Linked DNA regions of Homo sapiens: region 2 is linked to region 1. The links are chromatin loops, found by intact Hi-C in ENCODE. Cell type or tissue: heart left ventricle. All regions are shown on one strand. Each heading gives the region's core, and the rest is flanking DNA. Links, peaks and the distances in the headings are about the cores only.

What was found. Hi-C counts contacts between places; a loop is a spot of excess contacts. Peaks named below come from ENCODE experiments on the same cell type or tissue, not always from the same donor. Only the 100,000 strongest peaks of a DNase experiment are listed, where the experiment ranks them.
Region 2: it touches region 1 in a loop (5-fold over the local background); 31 of 110 quality-filtered maps call a loop at or near these places.

Annotation. Positions count from the first base shown.
Region 1 is chr13:43,890,081-43,901,071 of GRCh38, reverse strand. LACC1 (laccase domain containing 1) reads right to left here. Exons shown (of 7, transcript NM_153218.4): 6 at 10,798-10,958; 7 at 7,140-9,623. The coding sequence ends at 10,799. Among named protein-coding and RNA genes, the nearest start is that of LACC1, 16 kb to the right of the region's middle. In heart left ventricle, for the core only: a CTCF peak has its summit at 6,422 (motif pointing left); no DNase peak of the experiment used is centred there.
Region 2 is chr13:44,446,886-44,457,876 of GRCh38, reverse strand. All of the region lies in intron 1 of TSC22D1 (TSC22 domain family member 1), which reads left to right. It overlaps LOC124903167 (a long non-coding RNA gene), which reads right to left. Exons shown (of 4, transcript XR_007063778.1): 2 at 6,374-6,459; 3 at 5,050-5,241. Among named protein-coding and RNA genes, the nearest start is that of TUSC8, 46 kb to the right of the region's middle. RefSeq lists enhancers at 4,861-5,360, 5,361-5,862. In heart left ventricle, for the core only: no CTCF peak of the experiment used is centred there; a DNase peak (open chromatin) is centred at 5,244.

The DNA.
Region 1 (10,991 bases), core at 1,658-9,657:
TTGGAGACAGGGTCTCACTCTGTCGTCCAGGCTGGAGTGCAGTGGCGCGATCTGGGCTCACAGCAACCTCCGCCTCCTGCGTTCAAGTGATTCTCGTGCCTCAGCCTCCCGAATAACTGGGGCTACAGGCACGCCACCGTGCTGGGCTAATTTTTGTATTTTTAGTAGAGATGGGGTATCGCCATGTTGGCCAGACTGGTGTCGAACTCTAGACCTCAGGTGATCCGTCCATCTCGTCCTCCCAAAGTGCTGGGATTACAGGTGTAAGCCACTGCACCCAGCCTGCAGCACTTTAAATATATATTATTTTAATAAATGCAACTAAACATTGAAGATATAAAAGTACCTAGTGAGAAGGGGTCCTCAAAATTGGTTATACATTAGAATCCTTCAGGAAGCTTTAAAAGCCTTGATGTTGTCCTACCCCAGATTCTGATTTAATTGGTCTGGCATGTGGCTTAGACATCAGGGTTCCTAAAGCTTAACAGGTGATTCTATTATATAGCCAAGGTTGAGAACTACTCTAAAAATAGAGACTACTGAGAGAAAAAAAAAACACAAAAAACCATTTGACTATTTTACTATCAAATATCAACAAAACTATAGAAAAGTTGGAATTTTTGTGGAAAAGATCTACGTTTGGTCTTCACTCTCTGGGTAACTGTCATAGAGCATTGATTAAATAGTTTGCATTTGTTTCACTAAAGGCATGGATAGGGTATGCTATAAGATAAATACTAAACATATATTATTACAGGAGTGGAAAGAATTAGCTTTTAAAAATAAATATTAGCTTTTAACATACATGATTCCCACAGGAGACATGTATCTTCAAGCAGTATTTTTTCTTTTTAAAATTTTTTTGCTTTTATTATTTTTAATTGACACATAATACCTTTGTATGGGGCACAGTATGATATTTTGATACATGTGTACAATGTGTAATGACCAAATCAGGGTAATTAGCATATTCAATACCTCAAACATTTATAAGGTCTTCGTGTTGGAAACGTTTAAAATCTGCTTGTCAAGCTATTTGAAAATATACAATAAATTGTTATAGTCACCCTACAGCACTGTAGAAAACTAGCTTATATACCTCCTATCTAGCTGTAATTTTATGTTATCCAACCTCTTATTATCCCTCCAAAACTTCTACCCTTCCCTGCCTTTAGTAACCTCCACTCTACTCTCTACTTCTATGAGATCATTATTTTTTCTTTTTTTTTTAGCTTTCACACGTGAGTGAGAATGTGTAGTATTTATCTTTCTGTGCCTGGCTTATTTTACCTAACATAATGTCCTCTAAGCTCGTCCATGTTGCCATAAATGACAGGATTTCATTCTTTTTTGCAGCTGAGTAGTATTCTATTATGTATATATGCTACATTTTCCTTATCCATTCATCTGTTGATGGACACTTAGGTTGATTCTATATCTTGCCTATTGTGAATAGTGTTGCAAAAAACGTGGGAGTGCCTTTCAACATACTTATTTACTTTCCTTTAAATATATACCCAATAGTAGGATTGCTGGATCATATGGTAGTTCTATTTTAGGTTTTTGAGGAACTTCAATACTGTTTTCCATAATGGCTGTATTAATTTACATTCCCGCCACCAGTGTATAACAGTGCCCCTTTCTCCACATCCTCACCAGCATTTTTTGTCCTAAAGCAGTATTTTAAAGTTTATGTTGCTATACAAGTTGGAAACAGGAAATTCTAATGATGGATAAGGAAATATGGCCAAATGTCTTAAAACAGATTTCTATTATATGCATTCTTTCTTTAGTGATTTTGATATGTCATTATTATTTAAATAAATTCAACTAAACACTGGAAATAGAAATGAACCTTGTGAAAATCAATAAAACACAAACACTCCAAAATATGATTTATTTATCCTTCCAGACCTTGTATTAGATTATTTAAGGATTCTTTCCCCTCTGATATGGTTTGGCTGTGTCCCCACCCAAATCCCATATTGAATCGTAATCCCCACATGTCAGAGAAGGGGCTTGGTGAGAGGTGATTAGATCATGGGAGTGGATTTCCCCCTTGCTGTTCTGGTGATTGAGTTCTCATGATATCTGATGGTTTAAAAGTGTGGGCACTTCCCCCTTCCCATTCTCTCTTTCCTGCTGCCATGTGAAAACAGGTGCTTGCTTCCCCTTCACCTTCCACCATGATTGTAAGTTTCCTGAGACCTCCCAGTCATGCTTCTTGTTAAGCCTATTGAACTGTGAGGCAATTGAACTTCTTTTCTTCATAAATTACCCAGTAGTTCATAAATTGCTCAGGTAGTTCTTTTTTTTTTTTTTTTGAAATGGAGTCTTGCTCTGCTGCCCAGGCTGGAGTGCAGTGGCACCATCTTGGCTCACTGCAACCTCCGCCTCCCGGGTTCAAGGGATTCTCCTGCCTCAGCCTCCCAAGTAGCTGGGACTACACGTGCGCACCACCATGCCCAGCTAATTTTTGTATTTTTAGTAAAGACAGGGTTTCACCATGTTGGCCAGGATGCTCTTGATCTCTTTACCTCATGATCTGCCTGCCTCGGCCTCCCAAAGTGCTGGGATTACAGGTGTGAGCCACCGTGCCCAGCCTCAGGTAGTTCTTTATTGCAGTGTGAGAAAGGAATAATACACTTCCCTCTTTCCCTTTTTTCTCCTATAGATATTAGATTATTATAATGTGATAATATCTTTGCTAGGTACTAAAAATATGAAGATAAGTAAGATATGCTCCTTATTCTGATGGAGCCTATATTTAGTAGTAGACAATTAAACAGACCAACATTTAAAAATAAGTTCACTGAGGACCATAAAAAATGATGCTCAGGATGGTTGCTAATGAGGCAAACAACGAAGAAAATATTCTGGAAGAGAAGACCCCAGATCTGAGTCTTAAAGGATAGTTAAGAGTTATTCAAGAGAGGCGACATTGACAAATGCCGTGTGTATGCAATGTGTACGAAGAGCCAGCAATGTGTACAAAGCCAAGAAGCAAGAGAAAACATAGCTGTGGAAGATGATGGTGATCATGGTGAGAACTGCTGTTGACCCAATAACACAGAAAAAAATATTGTGCACGCTTTTCAATATAGTAAAACTTTCTTTATACAGTAGAAGGTAGACCTTTGAGCATTAGTATGGCCCCTCACACTGCCCATGGAACAAAAGCTACTGAGCTTCCATGTACAATCTGGCATGGTACTCGCTATATATATGTGTGTGTGTGTATATATATATACATATATATATATACACACACACACACATATACACATACATATATATACATATATACACATATATATACATATATATATATACACACACACATATATATATATATGACATTGACAACTGAATTTTGGCCATATCTCCATGAGAAACTAGGGAGACACTAGAGTGTTGTAATTATTTACGTAAATGTTTATATTGTAGATGTCCTTGCTACTTCCTATTTGCTAATTTAGTAGAAAGCCTAAGTGAAGATAATCCTAAACAAAAATCTGAGTTCTAGTCAGTCTTTGAATGCCAACCAACCTATTTGGTCTGGCCTAGCTTAATGGCATACTCTAGGAAATGAAAAAAGTACAGAATGGCTACAGCATGGGGAGTGGTAGAAATTAAAGAAGTATGCAGGGGCAAGAGGATGACAGCACTTATACATTTTAGTGAGTAGGTCTTTACCTTGGAGGCAGTGGGAAAGCCATAAAAATTTTTTGAGAGATGTAATATGACCAGATTTGCATTTTAAAACAATCAATAATGATACTGTAAGAAGGGATTCAATAAGGAAAGACTAGTCAGAAGGCTGCTCTAATGATACAGGTGAGAGATGATGACCTGAATGTCTGTGAAAGTTGAGAGACATGGGAACACATGGTAGACATACAGTCAGTAGTGTGGGAAGGGAAGGGGAGACGGAAAGGGAGGCATTCAGAAACACTCCAGGGTTTCTGGCTGGGCAACTGCATGAATAATGATTTCATTCTCTGAGACAGAAGACAGGATGGGAGCAGGTTTTGGAGAGAAGATGATGAGTTAAGTTTGGAGGATATATTTGAGGGGACACAGGATATGTCAAACAGATAACTCTATTAGCCAAATCTGGATATGTATTGAAAAGTAGAAAACCAAAGGAATGAAGGTACCTTGTAAATATGAAATATCAAGTATGAAAACGAGGCTGATGGGAGGGATAAGAAAATACAATCTTGGCCGGGAGCGGTGGCTCACGCCTGTAATCCCAGCACTTTGGGAGGCCGAGGGGGGTGTATCATGAGGTCAGGAGATCGAGACCATCCTGGCTTACAAGTGAAACCCCGTCTCTACTAAAAATACAAAAAATTAGCTGGGCGTGGTAGCGGGCGCCTGTAGTCCCAGCTACTGGCGAGGCTGAGGCAGGAGAATGGCGTGAACCCCGGGAGGCGGAGCTTGCAGTGAGCCGAGAGCCCGCGCCACTGCACTCCAGCCTGGACAACAGAGCGAGACTCCGTCTCAAAAACAAAACAAAACAAAACAAAACAACAACAAAAGAAAGAAAATACAACCTTAAAACATGAGCTTTAAAAACGTAAGGAACAGGAAAGCATGGTGAGATGTAAACTGAAGCAGCGTGTGATGCAGAATTCTGAAAATGAAGGGTATTAAAAACCCAATTGTTACCATGAACAAATCTCTTTTCTACAAATGTTTCTCATGAAATGAGAGTACTCCCTTTACTCCCCTTTTTTGTCTTTTGTTTTGTTTTTGGTTAGAAAGGAATGTGGTATTTTGAGCTATAGTGTCTGCTGGAAATTTTGTTTAACAAAATGTAGTAACTGGACACCTCAACCTTCTGAGAATTAAATAAAACAAAAAGTCTGCTCCAAATACAGCAGAGACATAGCTCACCTCAGGCGCTTGGCAAAAGGACATGGGGAATGTGATGTAAGCATTTCTTTCTCTACAAAAATGCATCTAAGGAGAGTATGAAAAGTTTGTCTCAACACAGTTGACATGTAATCACTGTGACTTCAAACCAAACGTGTTAATCTGGAAAAAGCAGTACTGGCAGATTTCTTTTTTCTTCATTAAGCAATGACCTAGCACAGAACAATGCATTGCTTATGGCAATCTTTGAAATCACAAGTAAACTTTAAAAACACTGCCTACAATGGAAATGCACGTGCCCTAGATCAGGGTTCACACAAACACATCCAGTAAGCATATGGACCATGCTTTCCATTCTTTACTGCATAATTTATTAAAAAATCTATAGAGAGAAATCTATTATTCTACTGCATCCAATGTGTTATGTGTGTGTTAATTTATATTAGCTAGGGCAAAAAGGCTATGTGTCATATTTAACACACATATTTCTTATTTGCCATTTAGCACATACACAAAGACTCATGCATACAAACACGATAACACACAATAACTGAGTAATGCTTTCTTTAAAGTGCTGAACTTTCATAGATTGGTAGCATTCTCTAAGAGTTCACACAAAAAGTAAGATGGATACATTGGAAGTATAACTCTAGGACAATCAAGTAAAAATAAATATCAAATCCCACTTTGAGATATAAAAGCATATAACTCGTATGTCACTGTTATCTTTCCTTCCAGCTGCTGAATATATAGATATTATTTCTGTTTTGTCATGTTACATAGAATAAGCTTCTCTGAGTTTCTCCCAAAAATCTACTTACAGAAAAGCAATTACTAGAGATTCTGTAGGAGTGAGATAGAAGTGGGTGAGGGTTCCTAAATGCTTTTATCTACTTGAACTACCACGTTATACCTAAAGTAAGAGCAATACATTCACTAACTTTAAATGCGTCCTCCCCTCCCTTTTTATTCCACAAGAAAATACAGAGTTTAAGATTAGTTCAACTTCACATGACTGTGATGCACAAATTCTTTAAGTGTAAGGAGTCTATGCATTTTACAGTAACTTATTTTATGATTGGGAGATGAGACAGTTATACATTCAACTGCCATTATTTTTATTAAGTGCTTTCATTTTCTTTACAGTTATTACAAAATTGTATTTATTTTATACAGATGGGTTTTCATTTTCCTGATGCTGTAATGTTTACTTCAGCTTGTTGACCTTTCTTTGTGTTATCTGCATGTTGTAACGTGTGATAAGAATGAATGTAAAGGCTGTGGCAACTGTAATTAATTTTTGTAAAGGGCTGGTCACACGTGGATCTGGTTTATGAATGTATTTGGGATGATTTTAGTAACCAGATCACCTTTTCAGAAATTTAGATGTGAACACCAAAAGATGCATTTTCTCAACAAAAATTAATAGCTGGTTCTATTTTTTTAAACCTAGAAAAAATAAAGTTGATTTTTTTCAAAAAAAAAAAAGATTAGTTCAACTTTATACCAAGAAATAATAGTAGAGCTACTTGTTGAAATACCACCTCCTAGTGGTAAGGTCATCTTATTTGTTTTATAAAGCACTGGGGTATAGCATATTTGGCCACTGTGCTATTTTTCACAATTTAAAATTACAGTTGGATAAATGGCCCAGTAAGTTTTAGTTTGATAGTATTTTCAAAAAGGTATTTCATTAATGTTTATTTGACTTACAAACTTAATTCCCCTTATTAATAAAATAGCAATCAATATTTCCTATGTGCAGTTAGTAGCAGTGCTTAGATTAAAAACAAAACTTTAAGAGGAATAAGTTCTAGTGTTCTATACCACTGTAGGATAACTATAGTTAACAATAGTATATTATATAGTTTGAAATAGCTGGAAGGAACATATTAAATGTTCGTAACACAAAGAAAAATGTTCGAAATGATAGATATGCTAATTACCTTGGTCAGATCACTGTACATTATATGAATGGAAACATTATTATGTATCTCATGAATAGGTACCATTGTTATTTATAAATTTAAAATAAAATTAAAAACAAAAACAAAACTTACTAGAAATCTTTGTTGTTGTACCCCAAAAGTCCTAGAAACCTACATACAAATATGTGAGAGTGACAGCTATCTTGTAGACACAATAAGATGATTATTTAATAACCTGATAGTTTGGAGTTACTAAATCAACACTTTTCATTCAGTAAAGCAGCAAGGAGACAACCTTTCATTATATACTTTGGCAGAGATAATCCAAAATCAGATAATCAAAATAATTTTTATTTGGTTGTAGAATGTTGTAGTACATAAAGCAAAATGTGTCTGCAGGATACTCCAAATTTACCAACTTCAAACAAAATAATGCACAGTGAAGAATTAGAAAATTATCAACCTTACTCAATACATGGAAGTATTCCTTAATCTTCATCATTTTCATTAAACAAAATAATATTTTGGATGAGTTCAACATTTCTATCCTATGCTTTATGTTTAGTGCCTTCCCTGAATTGGAAAAAATGAGGTGTTTTATTTAAATTTAACACTGGTCTAAGGGAGATATAGAATTAAACTAAACAAGAATCGGTTATCACAACCTCACAACATATATCAAAGTATTGAGATTGTTGGTTTACTGACTGTCACTTTTCACTGGATATTAAATATCCTGAGGGCTACAACTGTATTTTTTAACCTGTCCCAGTACCTCAACAAAATTTTCACTGAATGTATGAATAAATTATGTTAACAAAAAGTTAACAATAAAAGTATAATGAAGATCCCTTTAATTAATTTTAAAATCTGAAAGGAAAACTGGAGTCACAAAACATATGTTCAAATCTTAATTCATCACAAATTTTGTGATTTTTGACCTCCACCTCAATGAAGCTCAGTTTTCTCAGCTGAATAAAAGGGATAATGCCTGTGTATTTCAGAGTAGCTGTAAAGGTAAAATGAGGCAATGTACATGAAAGTCCTTTGGAAATACCAAACAAATGTTATTTGCTATCATGCTACCACATATACATGTAGGAAATATATGTATTAAATAAGAATATTTTTAAGATGCAATGTGATAACTTACATTAAATATATATACAATTTTTCCCAAATGAAAACTAACCTAATTCCTCTCTTTAACTGACAAACACACTCAAAACTGCTCATCCAAAAAAAGTCCCTTCCTTGAAGATGTAGTCCCCAGCTTTTTCTCTTCTCTAGTAAATGCTGTCAGAAAAGAGTTGACACCTATGCATCTTCTTCCTAATGCACTGAAAGCTGACTCAATGACCACTGCCTATAGAACAGTTTCAATATGTTTAATCCATTGATTTCTTTTAAATTATCACTTTATTTTATCCCTGAAGATTTCTTTTTGAGTACTTTCCACACCTATCCTGGCTTCTTCAAAACAACTACCCTTTTTTTCTTACTTCTGTGACTATAAGGTTGTATTATTGGATCTCCTTTTTTCTCATCCTAATTTCTGCCTAGATGATCAAACCTGCTCCAATAGAATCAGGTATCATCTCTGTATTGTAAGCTTTGAAATATTTGTCTCTGTCTCAGGTTTCCTCCTAATTTCTAGGTCTATATTTCTAATTATTAACCAAAGATTTCTATCTGGATGCCCTTCATTCTATGTAAAGTCAAACTCATTATCCTTCTCTCTTTTTCCAAACCTTCTCCCTCCCTTTGTTGCCAATCTTGGTAAGCAGCCAAGCAGAAATCTTAGAGTCATTAATGACTTTTCCACTCTTCCTCACCTCTTACTTCCATTATCTAGTAACAGGATCTATTGATTCCATCTCTTAAATGTCTCTCTAATCCATCTACTCTCTTCCCTATTTTAATTTCCACTTCCTTCATTGGATCTTCATTATTTCTTTTTGAAATATTTTGATCGCCTCTTATCTAGTCTCTATGCTTTGGTCTCACACAATTTAAATCCATCCTCTTAAATATGATGCCATGGGAAAAAAAAAAAAAACATCCTTACTTTTTTTTTTTTGGCTGCCTACTCATTGCCTGGAAAATAAACTGCAAGCTCTTTGACATTGCATTTGAGACCCTTACTTATCTGTTTCCAACCTGTTTTTCCAGCCCTAACTCATGCCCACACCCTTCTCTCTCTAGAATATGTTATGCACTTTCAGTTTCATGCCCTGGTTCATGGTGTTCCCTCTACCTGTTATGGTTGTTCTTCATTTGTCAAAAACCTCTACATCTTTCGAGCCCATGTGATATGTGATTTTCTCTGTAATATTTTCTCTATCCTGCTTCTGGGTAAAATTAACCTCTATTCCTTATGTTCTCTTCTACTGCTATTAAAATTAAATTTAAGTTGTAGAAGTGTTTATCTCCTTCACTGTATCAGACTCAAAGGAAAAAGTTGTGTTCATTTTGATTCACATATGCTTAACACAATGCCTGACCAATAGAGGGTATCCAATAAATACTGAACTGAACAAATCTATTCCTGATCTGTGTAATAAACAGGGAGAACAAACTTTAAGAATAATTCTCATGCATAAAACATATTAGCTACAACATACTGATTTTTGTCAGTTATTATTACAATTAAATGAAAATCATTTGGCTTTGAATAATAGTAAAAATATACCCAAAAGATGAATTATCCATTGTAATCCATTTGGTTTTAAGTAAATCAAACAGCTAAATTTCTCTCTTGCAGTCAGTTTGGAAGGAGGCAGGAAGCAGTTATACAAAAATCCAGTCAAGTATCTGTAAAATACATAGAAATCAAATATGAGACGCTTACTGGTGTTATTAGAATATCAAGGTAAGAGTCATGAAGTCTATTAAAGTTTTTCTGTAAGTTAAAGAGCTAAAAACATTGTAAAGAGTAAAAAATAATATTAATTCAGCTAGAAGTAACCTTAGGGAAAATTACACATATCTTATAGGGGCAGTGCTAAATCAGTGCCATGAAATATTTTTGTATAATTCCAACAAAACCATCTCTAATAAATACTATTTTAAGAAAATTACACTCAGTCTTGCTGTATGACTTTAGATCATGTGTCAGTGTACTATAGCCTATAGGCCAAATCTGGCCCCTTACCTGTTTATTTTACTGTTTACAGACAGGGTTTATGTTATCCATGCTGTACTCAAACTCCTGGCCTAAAGCAGTCCTCCCACCTCAGCCTCCCGAGGAGCTGGGACTACAGGAGCAGGGCCACTGTGCCTGGCTCCCTCGCCTGATTTTTGTAAACAAAGTTTTATTGGAACACGGACATATTCATTCATCTCTATGTTGTCAGTATCTCTTGTTGCTCTACCTCTACAATGGCGAAGCTGAGTAGCTGAGATATACTGTATGTCCCACAAAGTCTAAACTACTTACTGTCATTTTAAAATAAAAATTTGGGCAACTCCAACTGCAGATAATCATTTGGAAATCTAGTTGAAAATCAAGCTAGTTTCTTTGTGAGAATTTCTTATGATTCTAGAATTCAGAATGTTTATGCAAAGATTTGTTTTCAAAAATAACATGAAAGTTATAAGGATGTGAGGATAGGGAATGTACAGATATCAAGTACATAGTAGAGAGAAAGGAAATACTTACATACCTTTTTAAAGATTAAATTGTTTTATTTTTATACTTTTAACATAAGCCTGCCTAATTATTCTTCATTAACTAGGAAAAGGAGTGGCTGCTCTTCATAATAGAGTGTTATTGGAAATGAACGTTGCTACCACTATTACATCACTAAAAAAGTAGAAACATCATTCTCCCTGTAGGAATAAAGGAGTAAAGTTTAACATAATTAACTTTTTTTTTTTAAATAAGGGGAGGAATAGGCTAAAAGAGGAAGAAAGAGAAAGGGAGGGAGAAGTGGAGAGAGGGATGAAAGAGAGGAAAAACGGAGAGAGGAGAGAAAACCTACTGTACCTCATTCTTTAATTGATATGAAGCCAATCTGTGTACCAAAATTAAGGCCATCTCGGACATGGGAGAAAAACTTGTCAGGATGGCAAGATGTACAGAGGTTGAGATCTTGGTTCTGGTCCTGAATATTCTGTGGAAGAATTCCTCCCTGTTCTAGAAGAATCCTTAGGAAAAATATTTTTCAAAAGAGAGCAAGA
Region 2 (10,991 bases), core at 2,053-10,052, 560 kb before region 1:
TTCAGTTAGCTTCTGTATCACTGCTGGAAATTCTTTTTGCAGTTTTCTTAGGTGAGCTCTCTGCTTCACCCTACAACCGAAGGCTTTGGAAATCATAGAGATTTTTGAAACTACTAAACCAGCCACTGCTAGCACAAAAGGAGCAAATTCTGCAGGATTTAGCGATTTCCTTTTTATATAAATAGTGCTTTCTCTTTGATTCTGAGAAAAAGTATTCCTTTTTTTTTTTTTTTTTTTTTGCTATTTGCTTTTCAGTACATATATTCAACAAGCTTTCTTTTTCTTCTGTTTCTTTAGGGGTTGCTCTTTTTGCAGCCCTTGAAATTGCTTTACCAATAGGCGTTTCTTTTATTTCCATGCGTTGTTTGTGAAGGCCCACAACATGAATTTTATTTCTGTTGCTTGGGAGATACCACATGTTCTCATCACATATTCTCTCATTTCTTTCAAAATGCCTTATTTCTGGCTTCTCAATATTTAAAAGCTTTTCTTTTGTGCATGCTGCTTGATGTTTTTGATCCAGTGTGATTAGACATATTTGAGATGTTGAATGCGTGTTTTTATATAGAAAAGTTATCCTTTGCGAAAGAATAGCAAAACATAATTTTGCAGAGTAACAAACGTGCCGAACTGAGGTAGCTGTTACATGTTTGAGATATGTGCTGTTTGCGTTTTCCTAGGTGCAGTTTTGGTTCAGCTGGGTGCAGTTTCCTGCGTTCACCTGATGTTTCTCACAAACAAAATCACACATAAGCAAATGTGAAATGTGCATTACGCTCAAATTGTTCTCTAACATATGAATTGTGTTGGAACAAATTGGTGTTTTCCAAACAAGTTTTATAATGGAACAGATTGTACTTGATAGGCTCTGTTAATTTTAAAAAGCCTGATCTGTAGTTCTAGGAAGTTTTCTTGAATTATTTTATGACACTTTTCTCCTGTCCATATTGCACATTTCTGAAACTTCTTTTGTTAGGGTGTTAGCCCTTCTAAATATTAATAGCTGTTATTTATTTTCTTTCCTGTATTAACCTTTTTGGTATTTTGTTCTAGTTTCTGAGATAGTTCTTCAACTTTACTTTCTATTCTAGCACATTTTCACTTATGCTCTCATATCAATTTTTCAGTTTCCAAGAGCTCTTTCTAGTGTTCTGAATGTTGTCCTCCTCTTATTTTATCCATGTAATCTTTTAGGATTTTACAAGTTTCTTCAGTTCCCTACACTGTCTCTGTTTCCTCTAGGTTCCTTTTGACTGAGTGTTGGCTATACTAGAGAATTGTTAGTCATTGTGAAAGGTGAAGCCGGCTGGGCTTCTGGGTCGGGTGGGGACTTGGAGAACTTTTCTGTCTAGGTAAAGGATTGGAAACGCACCAATCAGTGCTCTGTGTCTAGCTAAAGGTTTGTAAACGCACCAATCAGCACTCTGTAAAAATGGACCAATCAGCGCTCTGTGTCTAGCTAAAGGTTTGTAAACGCACCAATCAGCACTCTGTAAAAACAGACCAATCGGTACTCTGTAAAATGGACCAATCAGTGCTCTGTAAAATGGACCAATCAGCAGGATGTGGGCAGGGCCAAATAAGGGAATAAAAGCTGGCTACTCCAGCCAGCAGCAGCAACCCGCTCGGGTCTTCTTCTCCGCCGTGGAAGCTTTGTTGTTTTACTGTTAGCGATAAATCTTGCTGCTGCTCACTTTTTGGGTCTGCACTACCTTTATGAGCTGAGCTGTAACACTCACTGCGAGGGTCCACGGCTTTATTCTTTAAGTCAGCGAGACCAACAACCCACGGGAAGGAACCAATTCCAGATACAATTGCTCAGTTATTCAGTTGAGTAAGATTGGGTCTGTCTTATACAGACTTATGTTGTCTGCACCTTGTACTTTTTGAGTATTGAGTTCTTTACTGCATATCAATGGTCTTTGGACTTTCTTTACGGCTTGCTCAGGTTTCAACTTGATGAATTACCGTCTTTTTTCCAGCTTTGAAAAACTATTGAAATTGACGTCTCTTTTATATTTACTCTATCCTTATGCATTTAAAACTGGGTTCTCATCTCTTTAGTGGTGTGAGGTAGAAATAAAGATAAATGAGTGTGTTCGGTGCACCATGCTTAGTCAGAAGTAGCTTTAAAAGGCTCTGTAATAGATTCCCTATGCGATTAATTCTCATGGCTTCTTGAAACTATCCAAAGCAAGACTCAAAAAAGAGCTATCATTGCATATCTAGTGCTTAAATTTTGTAGACAGATGATTCTACAGGAGGACCTGACTTATTTGTACTTCCAGACAGGGAAAGTTTTTATTGGAAAGTGAAAAGCATCCCAAAATAATTCTTGAAGAAACTAGTTTAGAATATAAAGTGGCATGTAATACCTATTGCTATTAAGTGCAGAACAGTGTTTCTTAAATGCACCGTGTACCATAATGATGGTCTCAGTAAGCATGTTTCTTTAAAAAAGAGTCTTTCAGAAAACCAAGATAGCAAAAGTGAGAGAGATCTCTTGTATCATACATTGGTTACTGCGCAGTCCTATGATGCATCATGCTGTCTTGACTTTGTTGGGTCTCTTGAATACAGCATTTCCCCTTGCTGTTCTCCCTGCTGGAAGAGTTCTTCCATGACTAATCCCATCATCTCTCTTAGGTCTTTACTCAAAACTCATTTTCTCAGGGAGTCCTTCTTTGAAAGCTAGCTAAAATTTCATCCTCTCTGATCTTTCATATCCCTGCTTCTGTTCTTTAATTTGTCTCCTGGGTACTTGTCCTTATCTCACATACTGTATATGTACTTATTTGTCTTGTTTACTTTTTCAGCCCCAGTTGAATGTAAGTTTCAGGAAGACAGAGACTTTTGTCCATTTTGTTCATACTGAATCCCCTGTGCCTAGAACAGTTCCTGACACAAAATGGGTGCTCAATATATATTTGTTGAATTTTTATTATTTTAAAAAAAAACTATTTCCAGTGATAACCAGTCTTTCAAGGGACTGAAGATTACTAAAACATGACAGCATCTGTTATGATAAGAGTGCAGAAGTATTTTTTGCTTTTCATAGTGGTGATGAGTATGACCTTATCAAGTCACATAACTCCTTTGCGCCTTGGTTTCCTCCTCTATATGAATGGGAATAATAATGGTACCTAGATGAGGTGGTTATTTAAAGGATTAAATGAGGTAATATACATAACGTGTAGAATAGGGACTGACAAGTAGTAAGTCTAATCAAGTATTAGTAAACAAAACTTCTGCCTTTGTCTAGTATGTTTTAGTGGAGGAAGGAAGCCAATAAACATAGTAACTAAACATAGTAAATATAGTAACTAATTAAATGGGAATGATTTCAGGCTGGAGAAGAATTGCCCCTGGTGTGGGAGTAGAGGATGAGGAGGAGCATAAGAGTTTCAGTGGTGTTGATAACGTTCTTAGTTTAGCGGGGGGCAGTTTGTGGGTGTTTGTTCTACCGTTATACTTCCTAACTTACATAGATGTTGTTATATATGTTTACATAATGTAAATACTTCATTAAAAAAATACTTTCTGTTCCAAGCATACCTCAGTGTTAAAACAGGTTAATCACTCATTTAATTTAGTTATCCTGATTAGGTAAGAAACTTGGTTTTAAAGAAAATCTCTTCATATAACATAACTGGTCTTCCCCTGCTGTCCCCCTCCCCCAATCTAATGTATTAAAGCCAAAGTTTTTTTAGAATTAACTCTGTTTTTACTAGCAATATGTATTTGAGGTATTCAGTTTTATGTGTTTGTGCAGCATTACCCTAACTTGGGTTACGTAATAGGTGATGGAACTTATGCTTTGTCACCAACATCATTTTAATGGCCTTTGTAAAACATCTTGTTTTATTCAAAATAATGCAACTGAATTTTTAAATATATGTAGTATTTAATTTGGGTAATGAAACAAAGGAATTCATTCCCTCTACACCAGACTAAATTAATCCTTTATGTTTTAACTTTACCTTCAAACCAATGCAAAATCATTAAGTAAAATTGAAGCATCTTCAATTAGGAGCATTTCTTATTAGAAACATACGTGTAATACTCTGATAAATCTGTATATTTTAGATATAAATTGTCTGAAGGTGTCTAGCCATGATGACTAGAAGTAACATTTACTATTTTAAGGACAGGTGTCAGTTTTTTACTAAATTAATTGAACTGCGTATTTCTGGGGTGTCTAGAAATAGCCCACTTTTTGGTTCTGCTAGATTATTGAGTCATGCCCTGTACCAAAGCCGACTGACTTGAGTTTGGATCTTGGCTCTGCCATTTGTTAAACATATGTCTCCTTGGGTAAGTTGTCTGACCACTATCAGATTTGTTTGTGTTAATGAAAATAAGCTTTATTGCATCAAGTAATAAATACATATAAAGATATAAACAGTTATTTTCTTCCAGTTTTGATCAACTTAAAGTATGCATAACCGAAATCTACTGATAGTTTGAAAATTTTGGGTGTTCCTTGTTAAGTTTGGTAGGTTATTCTGCTGTATTTATAACTTGTGCATTTTAAAAATTGACTTCAGTGCACTAATAGTCATGCATATGTTTATGCAAAAAAGTTATATTAAGCAGAAACGAGGAGTGGCTACTAAGTGCGCTGTTAGTATGCATTGAAACAAAATCCTTATGGTTGTATTAGCTTAACAGAACAGTTTGGGGCACAGAAACATATTCAAAGGAGAAGGTTAAAGGGAGACACTGGTATCTTAGAGGCAAACTAGTTTGCTGAGATAACTTTACATGCACCTTTTAAATCAATGCTTAAAAAATAACTTGGGTAATTCCTAACTACTGAAAATGTAAATTCTAATTAACTGCAAAATCTTTTTTCAATCTGTGAGACTGTAGTTCAGAGCCAGGTGAAACATGGGAGGAAAAACCAACCTGTTAGCATTTTGAAAACAAGAGTTTCATCGAAACAGGGGAGGTGAACTGTAACTTCTCATCTTGTAAAAAGATGGAAAACCTTTAAAGCCAAAAGCAGCAAGGATATGGCACTCTGTTCGGTTTTAGCCAAGCACTTACCTTACCAGCTTTCTAGAGTGAATAATGCCTCGATTTAGTCTCTTTATTCTGTTCTTACTCCACGTAGGCAGGGTTGATCTCTCCCCAACTCTTCACTGGGGCTCCTGGCTGTTCCCAGCTCCCTGGGTGTAGCCTATGGATAGTGGCCCATGGTCACTCAGCAGCTGGCGGTACTGGGGGGGCATCACCAGGCTGTCAGAAGGCAAGCAGACGTCCCTAGAGTGTAGCCAAGTTACTTTGTAAGACATACTCACCCTTCCCCATGAGTAGCCCAGCCAGGCCATGAGGACAGTGGTGGCATGGGGCCCTGTGAGGCGCAGAGGCCCAGGCTCCCTGTGCTCGGGCTCTGGGAGCACTGGCAAATATGATTGCCCTCACCCTCGTGCCCACTGTAGGGTGTCATCCACACATTAGGCAGGTGGGCGGGCACAGAGGAGGCCATAAACTTCAAGCAGACTTTTTAACTTTAAAATGAAGAAAAGAATGGTACCTACCGCCTCAGAGTAGTAAAGATTAACTGGGGTATGAGTGTGCGGCAGTTTCCTTTTTCGAGTAGTTGCCACCAACTCTGCCACTCCTTTTTGCTATACATTGGGGTTGCCTTACAACATCTCACTTTATTTAGTTCCATGACTTGTTAGTTACTTCTCGTTACTTAACCTCATTTGGGTTCTTAAGGCTTAGTTCTGTTATTTGATAGCTTTATATCGTGTTTTGTTCAAAGTTCTCCTCTTCTGTCAAGTCGGACTAAGCTTGTGTCTCTAGCAATTTGGAATTGACATGAGAGGACCTGGATTGTTTCCATCTATATCTGTCCCCTGCCTGCTTTCCTGACTGAACAAGTCCCTGATGTGGGGCTGGGAGCGCAAAAGTGGGAAAGGACAGGGGTGTCCTTGCCAGGGAGCCCTTGGTGAGTTTGCAGTCCTCTCCTCGGTCAGCCATGGCGGATGTCCTATTGGTGATCGGTGGGATAGATACGGGCATGCAGTGGCCCCAACAGCCCCACAGGTAAGGGGCTGTGCCCCCTATAGCTCACTGGGGTCTGCTCAGCCCCTGACATGATATGGCCTCATCTCACAGTTGATCCTCAGCGTGTGGCTTCATGCCGCATTCTTCTGGATCCCCTCCAGAGCCATTTGCTTAAAGTCTCAATTCATTGGTGAGAAATATGCATGTCATGGTTTGTTTTTATTTCTCCTAATAACTGCTATTAATTGTGCTCAGTTGAATCACCCTTTCACTCTGGTAGCAGGCTTCCTTACTAGCATGTCGACCCATTTCCATCGCTTTCCAGTTAATTTTGGTCATTTAAACAGTCACTTACCATTTTTTAAACACTTCGTTCTTTGCATTTTGAAATTTGACTCTCATGTCAGAATCAAAGCTCTCTCTTCTCTGCCCACTCTTTCCCTGAAAAGGAAAAAAAGAACCCAGTCTGTTACTGGCGCCTTGGAGTGGAGGCTGTTTTTGGCTCTCACACGCGTCCCTCCCTCTTGGCAGTAGCAGTGCGCTAGCATGGAGGTGGGAAGGAAGAACCGAGGGGCAGAGTCTCTGTGCTGACTGTTGCAGTGTCCCGCTTCTGTCACGGTTGCAGCTGCCGTCTGTCTGTTTCTGTCTAACGGACTGTCCATTGGCTCATTTCGTGAGGCTGCCATCCACATGAGCTTTCTCAAAGGACGCAGTTGCTGGCTCTTTGCTGGCACCTTAGGGTGCCTGGCATTGGAGAGCTGACCTGATCTCTTCATTTCCCCGCTCCCTCCACAGTTAAATCACTTTCTCTGTCTTGGTCTCCTTGTTGGGTAGAGGCTACTCTCCCATTCAAGGTTCTTGCAAGTGCCTCAAGCCTAGCCACCTTCTGTAGTGTCCACTAGATCCACAGAAAACTCAGGTGTCTTTGCTATGCCAAACGGCTGCCCCAGTGTGTGTGGCCGCCCAGCTCCACCATCTCTTGCCTATATGGATTTCTGAGGTAATCTCATCCACTCCCAAGGAGACTTACTGCTAACCTAACAACTTTTCTTATGCCAGTATTTTCTTATGCCCAACCCCACCTGAGTTCCAAAACCGTATTTCCCACTGCCTAGTAAGGCCTATCAATGTTATACCCCAGAACCAGTTTACTCCCCTTAGCCTACAGCCTTATTCTGGCTAATGGCATCACCTTCCACCTGTTCACATAATCCAGAAACCTGTGAGTCATCCTGCCTCCCTTACCTCACACAAGCCAGTTCGGTCAGTTCTATGTTGCAATGTCTTTGAATCCATCCCACTTTTCTCTCTGTCTCCCCTTTGCTCCTTGGTTTTGGCCCTCATTATTTCCTTCCTTTTACCCCCAGTTCCATCTCTTGTAGTCTTATACATTGTGGTCAGAGTGACCTTGCCAAAACACAAATCCCATTGCATCATTTGCCCCCTTTAAACCCTATTATGTGGACCTTCATTGCCCTCAGACTAAAGTCCAGTCTCCCATCACATGGCCTGTGAGGCCCCAGCCTGTCTTAAACTTTTTTCCTTCTACTGCCTTTCTCTTCACTCCCACTGCTAAACTCCAACCTCCTATTCCATAGCCACACTCAACTACTGAGAGGTGTCCAAACTCAGCATGCTGCTTCATGACCCTGGCTTTTGCCTGGCCCTTCCTTTTTCATGGAGTGTTCTCATTCTCTTTGTACCTTGTAGTCTAACTGGACAACTCTTATTTGTTTTTCAACACCCAGAGGGTAAGTCTTCTGCCCTCAGAAACACTCCCAGGCTGCTTTCTGCTAACCATCATTTTTTATATACACTCAAATTATACAAAATATCATACGTCTTTCTCCCCTTGCCCCCTGCAACTGCCCCCAAGTCACTAAAAGCAAGGATTGTGTCTTACTCATCTTGATAACTGTGGTGCCAAGCCTAAAGTTCCTGGCCTTTCATGGGTGCTCACTGTTAAATAAATGCGAGTAAATCAAATGGCTGAAGAGCTAATGTATAGAAAGTTTTTAAATTCTAGTTTATATCTTTCTAGCTAAGATGTATTATGTTGACCATTTCTTTTACAGTAGTTGGCAGCAGGTTTAAATGCTAAAAAGTGACCCTCATTCTCATTGTAAATTTTTATTTCCCACTTCATTGGCCCCACTCAGCACTTTATTATTTTCATCGCATTGTCTTCTTACCCTTATTTAATCATGGATAGGAGAATGTGGCAATGTCAGAATCACACTAAGATGATATGGAAGGAGATCCAAGCTGATGACCACCTAGAGTAAAAATCCTTGGGGTATATTGGGACACCACAGAAGTTCTTAAAGTGATTGCCGCTAAAGCCATTTCTCCTATTCCTGGCCACAAGCCTTGGGGACGCAGCCTGCCTGCCTTCTTTACAAGTGAGCATCATTTTCTTTGATCCCCTTGGACTTCCTCTAACTCGTCTTCTCACAGCTCTTGAGGGCTTTGCAAGGAACTGTCAGGGCTAATGAAAGGACAATTTGAAAATCTTCTTTAGGCACATTCACTAAGTAATGTGTCCGTCAGCAAGTGTGGCTCTGTGTCTGTGGTGAGCCCCTTTCTCTGTCGGGACCTTGTCCCAGTGCCTGGAGAGCACCTTCTCAAACTGTAGACCTCACTGGCACTGGGACTGATCTGAGTGCCCCTGTCAGCCTGCCCAGCCTCAGAAAGGAAGCTGTGGAGGGCCAGTTCTCACCAAGAGCTCACCAGCTCCACTCTAGACTAGGCCCAGAAACCCTGCAGCCAGGCTGCCTGACTCACATGCAGCATGGGTCTCTGGCTGTGGTTTCCACACAGCCTCCCAGCTTGTTTCTTAATCTGTAAAATGGGTGGCTTTCAATGAATACTGTGGCTCCGTTGAGATCAGCAGAAGGGCATTTCACTTTATGGTCCCTTTATTCTTCCAGGTCTAACATCTTACACACACACACACACACACACACGGATCTAGAATTTCTGGTGTGCACTTCTAGGGCACACTATATTGAATCAGCATTTGGTTCTATGCTCCATCCAACAGTTGATGAGGTAGACCCTGGACAAAGCACCTAATGCCTTTGAGCCTCCATTTCTAAACCTAGAGAATAAGAAAATTAAATGATCTCCAAGGTCCATTTTGCTTTATAATTCTGAATAGATCAGAGGGTTAAAGAAACCCTCAGACCTCATTTATGTCACAGAGCTGCTGCCCATGGAGGCCATAATGTAGAAATGTGTCCCTTGATCGAAGCAGAGGTATTTATTATGTAAACACACTGTGTCCCCAGCACACAGAGTCAACTTTGCCAATGTGTTAATGCTTACCTAGGCCTGTACTACATTAGACATTCTGGAGCTAGGTAATATCCTTAAATTTATCTTTACCGTTGTAAATACAACTGTGTAATTGAGCTTCATCTGATTGTTTTAGAGTCACCAAGAGACTGCCTCTAATGACCCTAAGTGGCTCTGTATGCATAGAAAAATGGTTAGTTGGTTAGTCTAGTTCCTACCAGGTCTTTTAGGACTGCTTATCGTTGTTTTCTTCTGGAATTTAACAGGAAAATTAGCTTAAAGTAACTAGTTATTTTTAAAAAGTGCTCAAAGCATCTATTTTTCATAGCTGTGCAAAAGTAAAAGAAATAATATTCATTTTTCACTTCATGCAAGAACCTCACTTGCATGAGGTTCTCGAAATAGAAAATCATAATCAGGACAACTTGTCACTTCTTCAGATGTTTTATATAGAATATCATTTGGCTTCTAAATCTGTGATTCCTTTTTTGTCTGTGGCTCCAGATTTTCATAATCTACCACTATTAAGCAGAAGTGGTAATTTATGAAGAAATTTGGGTTTGAAATGCTTATTATTTTCATGAAGATAAAAAGTAAAATAAGAATGTTAACCATTTGAGTCCTGTTGCTGAAGGGCATTGAGAGGAGTTGAGCCCCATCTCTCTCTCCCATTGCAGTAGTTCCTCTTAAAGTCTCCCTTACCATCTTAAAAAAAAAAAAAAAAAAAAGAAAAGGCATTGGGTCTTCTTAGCATTATAGATATTCTTTTGGAATTAGTAGTTATGCTAAATAAGGTGAAGACAGCCATGGGAAAACTTAAAATTGTTTCTAGAATTGTAACAATTTAAAAGTAATTATAAATGTTTAGAGAGAGAAAAATACAGAAAAAATGTATTTACAGAGGGTAAATACATGTGTTATATATAGGTGTATATAAATAAAAGATTATATTTAAATCTATTAGCATTTTAAGACTTTTAAAATTCTCACACTTAAAGCAAGTATTTAATTTTTACAAATCTTTTAACGCTAATATGAGATTTAGGAATGATTAATCACCAACAAACTCAACAGTTCTAAGAACAGAGCAAAATTATAGTTAAAAAATTCAAGCCTAGTAATGCATTTTATATAATGATAGAACAATTAGTTATAAAATAGGCATTTTTAGGTCTCCTCAATGAATATATTTAAGTCCTTGCATTATATCTTTTAAAATAGTTTTTGTTCCCTTTTTTCTTTTAGTTTAAAATGTTTTAAATCAAAATACTACATGTAGGCTGGGCATGGTGGCTCACGCCTATAATCTCAACACTTTGGAAGGCTAAGGTGGGAGGACTGCCTGAGCCCAGGAGTTCGAGATCAGCCTGGGCAACATGGCGAGACACTGTCTCTAATTTAAAAAAAAAAAAAAAGTATAGGTATCTAAAGTAGCCGAATTCATAGAAATAGAAATTAGAGTGGCAGTTACTAGGGGCAGGAGAAGGGGGAAATGGGAAGTTATTTAATGGATAGTTTCAGATCTGCACATGAAAAAGTTCTGAAGATCTTTTTCACAATAGTAACCATATGCTTAACACTACTGAGCTATACATTTAAAAATGGTTAATGTAAATTTTATGTGTTTTTTACTACAATAAAAAATGATAATGAAAATATAAAGATTAGATAGAAAT